Regions from separate parts of the Homo sapiens genome. Here region 2 is linked to region 1. A link is a contact called in ENCODE Hi-C data. All regions are on one chromosome and are shown on one strand. The core of a region is the stretch at or near the end of the contact, and the rest is flanking DNA. Distances in the headings are between cores, read along the strand shown. Region 1 has its middle 430 kb from the start of CHSY3-AS1. Region 2 has its middle 450 kb from the start of HINT1.

Region 1 (4,815 bases), core at 1,375-3,874:
CGTTTATCTTTTAACATTGTTAATGGTGAAGTTTTTTTGATGGCAGAGACATTTTTAATTTTAACATAGTGAAATTTGTTAATCTAGCTTTATGGCTTATAATTTTAGTTTATAGAAAGCTTCAATAACTCACAGTTCTGAAATTATTTTCTTTTACAAATTTTATGATTTTGTATATTCTATTTTAGATCTTTAATCCAATTAGAATTGTATGTTTGTGATTGAAGTGAAGAAGGTATATAATTCTAGTTTTGCCAAATACTTGTCAATGTTTCCAATACCATTTTTAAGTAGTCTATAGGTTCTTAACTAAGTCAAAAAGTTACAATAACTCAGTGCTAATTTTCCATACAAATACAGGTCATTTTCTTTCCAATAGAATTTGTTTAATTTCACACCAAATAACCAGTATTTTAATTAGTCATGCACTGACTGCATACCATTGTTTTGGTCAACAATGAATTGTCTGTTTGAGAGTGGTCCCATAAGATTATAATGGAACTGAAAAAAATTCCTCTCACCCAGTGATATCATGGCCATCCTAACACTATAGTGCAATGCATTACTCATGTGTTTGTGATGACGCTGGTGTAAGCTAACCTACTGCTCTCAGAATGAATCCCTGTAATTAAGTGATACATGACTGTATTTTCTTATAGAGCAAATTTTCTCACATCTTTTGCTCCAAATCATCTTGGTTTATTTATACTTTCAACTGAGACAGAACAAAAAGGACCAGGTTTACCCTGCTAGCAGAAACAATGAAAATCAGGGTAAAATATATGAAACTATAGTTTTCAAGATATTGGATATCAGGAAAAAAGGACAATGATCACTGAAAAATAGGAAATAAACAAGCTTAGCTCTGCAGTTGCCACAGCTTACTGCCTTCAGTATTCCAGCCAGTGGAGCAGGAAGAAAAGACCCAGACACAGCCTGGTAGACTTCCTGATTTGAGATGATAAAGCTGGAAATCCAAGGAACCTAAGACACCTCTAATTACTCTAGTATACATACTGCTGTGATACTACCTAATAAATCTCAGGAATAAGAACTCTTCCTAAATAACTTAACTGCATCTCAGAACAAAGGTCATTCGTATTTATCGCAATGAAAAAATCCCCAGCACCTAAGAAGATAAAATCAACAATGGCTGGCATTCTATAGAAAAACCATATAAAAAGCAGGAAAATCCAACCCCAAATTAGGCGGAAAAGCAACCAATCAGCAGCAAACTAGAATTAACACACACATTATTATTAATAGGCATTAAAATACTTATTATAGCTGTGTTTCACATGACTGAAAAGCTAGAGGAAAGATTGAGCATGTTAAGTAGAAACATAGAAGGTTAAAAAATACTCCAAATCAAAATTCCAAAACTGAAAATTCGTACAGAAATAAAAAATACTCTGGAAGGATTTGATGGCTGATTGGATATTGCAGGAGAAATAATCAATAAACTGGAACACATAGAAATAGAAACTATAGAATATGAAACAGCAAAACCCTAAAAAATAATAATGAAGAGAAGATAAGGGAACAGCGTGACAACTTCAAGCAGCCTACCTTATGTGTGATTAGTATCCCAGGAGGAAAGGAGAGAAATGGTACAGAAAAAAAAAGCTAAAGAGGTTGTGACTAAAATATCTTACAAATTTGATTTTAAAAACAGAAAAAAAAAACCCTATAGTGCACAGTATGAAAAAGTTCAACAAACCCAAAGGTCGAAAGACGCATAATTTTAAATCTTCACCAAGCATATCATAATCATATGGCCTAAAGCTAGTGATAAAGACAACATTTTAAAAGCAGAGAAAAACAGACATTATATAACGTAAAGAAATAAAGATGAGGATGGCATCAGATTTCTTATCCAAAACAACAAGAACCTGCAGATAGTGGAGCAACATCTTTAAAATAATGAAAGACAAAAAACATTAATTTACAAATCTATCTATACCCATCCAGTGGTAGGGAGAGTCGGAAGGGAAGGATTACAAAGGATGCAAAGAAACTTCTAGGAATGATGTATGTGTTCACTGTCTTAACTGTAGGGTCAAAATTTATCAAAATGTATGCACTTAAATATATGCACTTTACTGTATGTCAATTATATTTCAATAATGCTATTAATTTTTTAATGAAGTAAAATTTGTTCTGGTGATTTTCACATTTTTTTTTAATTTTAAGTTTTAGGTTCGTCTTGTCAAATTTTATTGTAATCCCTATTGGAATATAAATCTGAATTCTACTGATTTATGATGTAATATAAGAAAGAACTGACAATATTTGTCACTTTGACTCTATGTTCTTTATATGTGTGTGCGTCGTATTTATATCTGAAATGTCAAATTGTCTAAGATTATGATCTTTCCAATTTCCCTTTTTATTTAGTCTTTGAACCATATATCCTCTCTTATCTGTGGTTCTGCTTTCTATTATCCGTGGTTTGCTTTACTTACCTGAGATCAACTACATTCTAGAAAATATGAAGTAGAAAATTCCAGAAATACCAATTGTTAAGTTTTAAATTACACACCGTTCTGAGTAGCATGATGAAATCTCACACATCCTGATTCACCCAGCCCAGGACATGAATCATTTCTTTGTCCAGTGTATCCACACTGTAGAAGTTACCAGCCTGCATCACTTATTAGCTGACTTTGCTTTCAGACCATAGAGGTATGGGTACTCCTTATGTTCAAGGAACCCTTAGTTTACTTAATAATGGCCCATGCATGAGAGTAGTAATCCTGGCAATTTGGATATGGCAAAAAGAATCCCTAAAGTGCTCCATTTAAGTGGAGATGTAGAAGTTTTGAGTTAATAAGGAAAGAAAAAAAAATCATATGCTGAAGTTGCTAAGATCTACAGTAAGAACAAATCTTCTATCCATGAGATTGTGAAGAAGGAACAGGAATCCGTGCTAGTTTTGCTGTTGCACTTCAAATTGGAAAAGTTATGGCCGCGTGATAAGTGCTAAGTTAAAATGGAAAAGATATTAAGTTTGTGGGTGGAATATGTAAACAGAAATGTATTCCAATTGATGGCAATCTGGTTGGGTACCATCAGTGGTTTGGGCATACAATGGGGGTCTTGGAACATATCCCCTGTAGATAAGAGGGAAACTACTGATTTCAAAAATTCCTCAACTAGGGCCAAGCGCAGTGGCTCATGCCTGTAATCCCAGCACTTTGGGAGGCCAAGGCAGGTGGATCACTTGAGGTCAGGAGTTCAAGACCAGACTGGCCAACATGGTGGAATCCCATCTCTACTAAAACTACAAAAATTAGCCAGTGTGGTGGTGCATACCTGTAGTCCCATCTATTTGGGAGGTTGAGGCAGGTTAATTGCTTGAACCTGGGAGGGTGGAGGTTGCAGTGAGCCGAGATCACGCCACTGCACTCCAGCCTGAGCAACAGAGTGAGACTCTGCCTCAAAAAAAAAAAAAAAAAAAAAAAAAGCCCCAATTAGCTCTTCCCTATATAAATGGAAGTGGAAATATTCCTTCACTAAAGGAAAACAACTAGTTTCTTTCTCCAGAAACATCTAGTTGCTATCCAATAACATCTCGTTCCTTTATCCAATTCCAAATGCAGGATCTCTGATAAGATTCAGAACTGGTTTTTTGGGATCTTATAAAATGTGATTAACTTATCCAAATCATAGTGGGAGGAATGATTATAAGTGTTTTCCACTTAGAAACAGAGGAAAAGGTACTGGCAATAGTGGTTTCTGGTCCATAACATATCCAGGTGGGTAGAAGAAGTTTTCCTACCCCTTGAACTTTATGTAAGTTCTTTGTTCTGCCAATCTTGCTGCCCAGAGCTCTGCTCACTGTAGGGTCTTTCTTCCTTGTTGTCTCCACTACAATACTTCAAAGGTACACCACGAAGACTTCCACTTCTGGTGACTAAACCAGTCCAGCAATTCAGTTGCTGTTCATGTCAGTTTTATGAAAACATTGGGAAGATACTCCAGGACATTGGTCTAGACAAAGATTTCTTGAGTAAAACCTGAAAAGCATATATAATCAAAGCAAAAATGGACAAATGGGATCACATCAAGCTAGAAATCTTCTGCACACCAAAGGAAACAATCAATAGAGTGAAGAGACTATTCACAGAATGGGAGAAAATATTTGCAGACTACCCATCTGTGTTAGTCTGTTCTCACACTGTAAAAAGAACTACCAGAGACTGGGTAATTTATAAAGAAAAGAAGTTTAATTGACTCAGTTCCCCAGGCTGTATAGAAGGCATGGCTGGGGATGTCTCAGGAAACTTACAATCATGGCAGAAGGGGAAGCAAGCATGTCATCGCATGGCAGCAGGAGAGAGAGCACAAAGGGGGAAGTGCAACACACTTTTAAACAACCGGATCTCATGAGAACTCTATCATGAGACAGTACTAGAGGAATGGTGCTAAACCATTAGAAACCACCCCCATGATCCAATCACCCTCCACAAGGCCCCACTTGAACATTGGGGGATTATAATGCAACATGAGATTTGAGTGCGGACACAGAGCTAAGCCATATCATTGTGCCCTGGTCCCTCCCAAATCTCATGTCCTTCTCATACTTCAAAACACAATCATGACTTCCCAACAGTTCCCCAAAGTCTTTTTTTTTTTTTTTTTGAGACAGAGTCTAACTCTGTCACCCAGGCTGGAGTGCAGTGGCACAATCTTGGCTCACTGCAAGCTCTGCCTCCCAGGTTCACACCATTCTCTTGCCTTAGACTCCCGAGTAGCTGGGACTACAGGCGCCTGCCACCATGCCTGGCTAATTTTTTATATTTTTAGTAGAAA
Region 2 (4,815 bases), core at 1,610-4,109, 380 kb before region 1:
TGAAAAAAAAATCACTGCTTCCTAATTTAGTAAAAGACAGATAAGACCATCTACCTCAGCTGGAAACTTGCTACAAGTGACACTTCAGGTTTTTAAAATAATCTTTCAGAAAAAAATACATTTTCTCACTACTTTCACACAGAAAGAAACAGACAGGTAGTGAAGCATTTCCTGCCTGTTTTCCTTGATTTTGCAAACTGAGTGAATCTCTCTGTCATGCTTTTGTCTCCATATCCGACAAACAGTGCTTGTATTATTGCTAATTATTTTCTTCTCCAGACCTCCTTTACTTCTGTAAGAAATATAGACCTCCCACTTAACTATTCACAAATTCCCCATAAGGGCATCTAAAATATTATCATTGAAGTTGCATAGCACTGTTTTCTGTTATGTAATTCTAAGAATGCTAAACCCTGTTTGAATACTATGATATAAATTGTTTACAGATAAAAGTAACACATTTGAAGATTTTGAAATGAACATCTTTCTATAACCAAGAGGAAAATATTTAAGAGATTGTTGCATATCTATTGCAGTATCAGAGAATTTAGATTCAAATCATTTTTTTATTGACATGGAAGAATTTTTGCCTTTCATTCACAAAATAGGGTAAATGAAATCTAAAAAAAGGAATAAAAATTTTACTTCCTAGAAGAGTTAAACTAATCTTTCTTATCTAAATTTTCCCTATTTGGAGTATTCTCTATGGGGTTTGACTTTAATCAGTAGAAATTCTAAATTTACAACAAGGTAGTTTTGGGGATGTCATCAGGTGACCTATAGGAAGAACACTACATCTGCATTTACATTTCGGGTTGCCCATTTTTCAGGATAAATGAGGAGAGTTTGGGATGGGGAGTAGAGACAGCAGTGAGTCCCTCAGTTGACATCTCACTGCCTCTTACTGTGACCTTTGGCTGCAGCTGAATTGTTTTTTTAAGTTCCTACAGTAAACAGAATTAATATTTAAGCTGCTTGCTGAATGAAGTAATAAAATACATCCTTGATGTGTTGTTTTATGGCATGGGCCACTGAGATGTTTATACAATGCCAAATGACTTACAAAGGGATTTTTTTGAGGTGAACATCCCTTTAGGTAAGATAAATCACTATGCTAAAACAAATAAACAAATAAAGGTTTACTATAGACCACTTCTAAACTACCTTTCCTATATCTCACTCCTTACTGTCTACAAAGAATCCTGTAGAAGAGGGTATTGGAATGGTTGTGTAAAATCAATAGTAATTAGTCCTGGATACAATACACTGGAAAAGACACACAAGTGAACATGTATGTGTGTACACAGGTATGTATAATATATGTGTTCTCTTCATCTATATAAAATATAAAATATTAAAGATATGCATATCTGAATGTATATATGGGTACATGTCTGTAATATTTTGTAAATATAAAAATTACTTTGTACCAACATGAGCTGTGTTTAGTTGTTTCACTGACTTAGACAACCAGTCTCTCAGAAATGAGGATTCACTTGTTTAATTTCTATAGTTGCTAAGATAATACCATACACAAACATTTACTGCATAGTTGATGACAACTACCCTAAGAAGTAGGGTTTTCTCTGTGTCTTTGTGAATGCTATTCTTCCTTGAGTGGTTTTTCTCCCTCTTACCTCTACCTTCTTTGTGCTGTCTTCCTGGGTCACAAAACAACATTGACGTTCCTTTATGAATTTCAAAACCACTTGTAATTTAGACCAGTACTACTCAAAATGTTCTGGAGCTGCTATGCAAACTGATACCTGCCCACCACAATTAGGGAGGTACAGGAATTGAGGGTAAACAATTAGGAACTTTTGGAGCAATTTGACTTTACTGAGATATCCAAGCAGAATCTCTCATAACTTCTTATTGTATTTTATAATATATTGGTCTACTATAGATCAGAAATTAAAAAAAGACAAACATGAAAAAAAAACACCTTGGACTTTCACCACAGATGGTTTGAGAAGCAATGATCTATGTGACTGTTTCTTGAACCTGACTACATATCAAAGTTCCCCGGAGAAACTTCTTAAAAAGCACAAGATGGATAGTGACTGGAGCTAGGCTCTGTTAAAAAAAAACTATCCAGGTTATCTTGATGCACATCATGTTTGCAATGTCATTTGAACCATATCTGTTTAATTGCTGCAGCTAATTACATCAAGACTCATCAATTTTTGATGATTCTAGTAGAATTGGATGCCATGTGAGCATTGATCTTGTCCTCACTGCTATGCCTTCAGCACTAGACTTATAATTGATACACAGTAAGTGATTAAAAATTCTGGATAAATGAGTGAATGCATCATGTCTTCATTTTGTGGCCTCTAATAGATTCTTGGGATGTAAAAGAACTCATTTTATATACATATGCAAATTTAAAACCTTCTATAATAAGTCTGACATCACCTGTGTCCTCTCTGTGTTTGTGTTATCAGCAAGTGAATTTCTCAGTACTCCCACATCACAAACCCCAATTACCACTCCATATGTTTCCCAAATTAGTAGCTAATAGCGTTTTCCCAGGCGAATGTATCTAGAAATACCCAGGGATTCACTGCTATACCTAAGTCAGCAATGGTTCATCTTTCTCCTTGCTGTGGAGGAGAACTTGACCAGAGGAGTCCACTTCCCCTGGCCCGGCAGCTTCTTGCATGGGAAACTAGCTGCTCCTGCTGCTACTTGGCTGATGATTTACCCTATAGCACATTTTATCTTTACGTAAACACACAAAGTCCTTTCACGTCTTTGTTCCTGTTCCCATGCCATGACTCCTTCCTGGAATACCATTCTTTTATTCTTACTCACTAAATAAGCTCTTCTACTCCTTTTCTTCGGGCCCCCTTCCTCTGATTCAGCTGAGAAACAACTACTGTCTGTCTCCATCAAAGCTAATTTTCTGCCTCCTGTTTTCCCACCATACTTTGCCATTCTAGACATCTGTTGCATATCATTTTTTCTGTTACTTAACTAATGCATCAGTCTTCATTCATTCTCCTCCCAGACTATACTCCTCCTGGGTTCAGAGCATATCTCATTCATTTCTGTGTTACCTTTGCTTATCTCAGTGCTGGCTTCAGAGTAGATACTTCAGAGATGCTATTTAAATCAGAGTTAGGGTAGTTAGAATAGGAGAGAATGAGGACTCTATGGTGCTCAGGTGCCATGCATCCTGCAAAGAGAACATGAAAGGACATTTTTTTTTCCTTCAATAATTACATGGACTCCTTCAGTGATCCCTGTGTCTGTTGGGCCTTGAGTAATTACCTGCAATCTCTGTCTTTGTGAGGCTATTAATTAAATTCCTTTCGGTGCCCCAAAAGTGGACATTTCTTGTCTGTATCCTTTTGTTCTGTCCACACAGGAATACTGCTGCTGAATTCAGTCTCTTCCAAGTTCAATAAAAGAAATACATTTTCTTTCAGTATTCCTCTCTTTGCTACAATCTGGACATAGGTTCCTTTATTTTGTCAAGATAATGGATATTAAAAAATAACAGCCAATATATTATTTTGTTACTAATAGTCCCTTTAGCACTTGAGTTATAAACCTTTTGGAGGCTCAGTGATTCTGTTCTCTTTATAAGGGGGATTTCTTTTTGTTCTTTCTGTCCATCAAGACAAACAGATTTCCTCTCTGATGTGCTTTTATATCCAGTTCACCCTTGCACTGGGGATATAGCCTTCTGGAGTGCCAACTGCATATGGAGTCTTCTGTTCGATTCTGCATCTTGTAGGAGCTAGGATTAATCTTTGGCTCACTGTTCCTGTCATAACATCAGAACAGATACTCAGGGACACCAGGCTCAGCAGATGCCTCCAGGTGAAAGTCAGGTGGGTTGGTGAACACTTACCTATCCCTATGCAATGTTCTTTCACTTTATTTTTTGGCTTCTGATTATTGATTAGTTTCTTGCCAGCTGAGGGAAGAACTGATATGCATTAATATTTACTTTCTAGAACTTTAATTTCTTTCAGTGAGTATGACATCTGGGGGGGCGTCTAGGATATCACATACATAGACCCAGAAGCCTAAGCATATTTTCTCAGTGTACTACTTTAGATAATTTTTATAGATAATTTGAATGGCAGTCCAACTACCTTCTTGGGATGGAAGAGGGAAACATACTTAAGAACAGAACATAAATTTGCATGTCAAAACTTATTTGGCCTTAAGAATAATTGTAAAATGAATGAGAAAATGGTACAAGAGAGCAACATAAGGCTTAGAAATTTGAGAGTAAATGCACTTTGTCCAAAAACATAAATAAATAAAATAAAGGTTAGGGAAAAAATCTTTATTATTTGTGGGTGATGAGAACCTTTCATTAAATCCTTCTTTGGTGTTTTTGAAATCTTTGCATTTTTATTTAAACGTGGGTTGAATTTGTCATATACATGAATTGCTACAAGTTTTTCTTATTGCTTCTCTTTTCAACAGACTTTCTCTTCTTGATGCTGCTGTCTTATTTTTTCAAATCTTCAACTTCCTTTTAGTTGATTCTGCTTTAAATTAGTCTCCCAATCTGTTTCCTTCTCTCTCCCCATAGGTTTTTTTTTTTCCCAATTCTTCCTCTGACTCACAAACATACGAGACAGACATCTTGCTCACAGACTTTTCATTCTTTCCCTCCCCTTATCTCTGACATTTTTCTTCTACTCTTTTTACGTGAAAGAACTATTTTTTACAGAAATGTTTCTTCTCTTTTTCAAATTTTTGAAAAATTAGGCAGCATATGAAGAATCTTGGAAACCTGAAAATAAGTGATTAAAAGCTTGCTGAATAATAGTTATTTTTAAAATGGAG

What was found. Hi-C counts contacts between places; a loop is a spot of excess contacts on that map.
Region 2: a loop to region 1 is called in a map of endothelial cell of umbilical vein, with 2.9 times the contacts of the local background. The contact joins two enhancer-like sites. A Hi-C loop is called at or near these places in 2 of 168 maps with a recorded cell type or tissue (Calu3 and endothelial cell of umbilical vein).

The regions. Positions count from the first base shown.
Region 1 is chr5:130,331,065-130,335,879 of GRCh38, reverse strand. No RefSeq gene overlaps it. Among named protein-coding and RNA genes, the nearest start is that of CHSY3-AS1, 430 kb to the right of the region's middle. Within about 2 kb of position 2,624, at least 2 of the 41 ENCODE cell types and tissues checked have a DNase peak (open chromatin) inside an H3K27ac peak, as active enhancers do; they include endothelial cell of umbilical vein, where a contact is called at or near this core.
Region 2 is chr5:130,708,720-130,713,534 of GRCh38, reverse strand. No RefSeq gene overlaps it. Among named protein-coding and RNA genes, the nearest start is that of HINT1, 450 kb to the left of the region's middle. Within about 2 kb of position 2,859, at least 2 of the 41 ENCODE cell types and tissues checked have a DNase peak (open chromatin) inside an H3K27ac peak, as active enhancers do; they include endothelial cell of umbilical vein, where a contact is called at or near this core.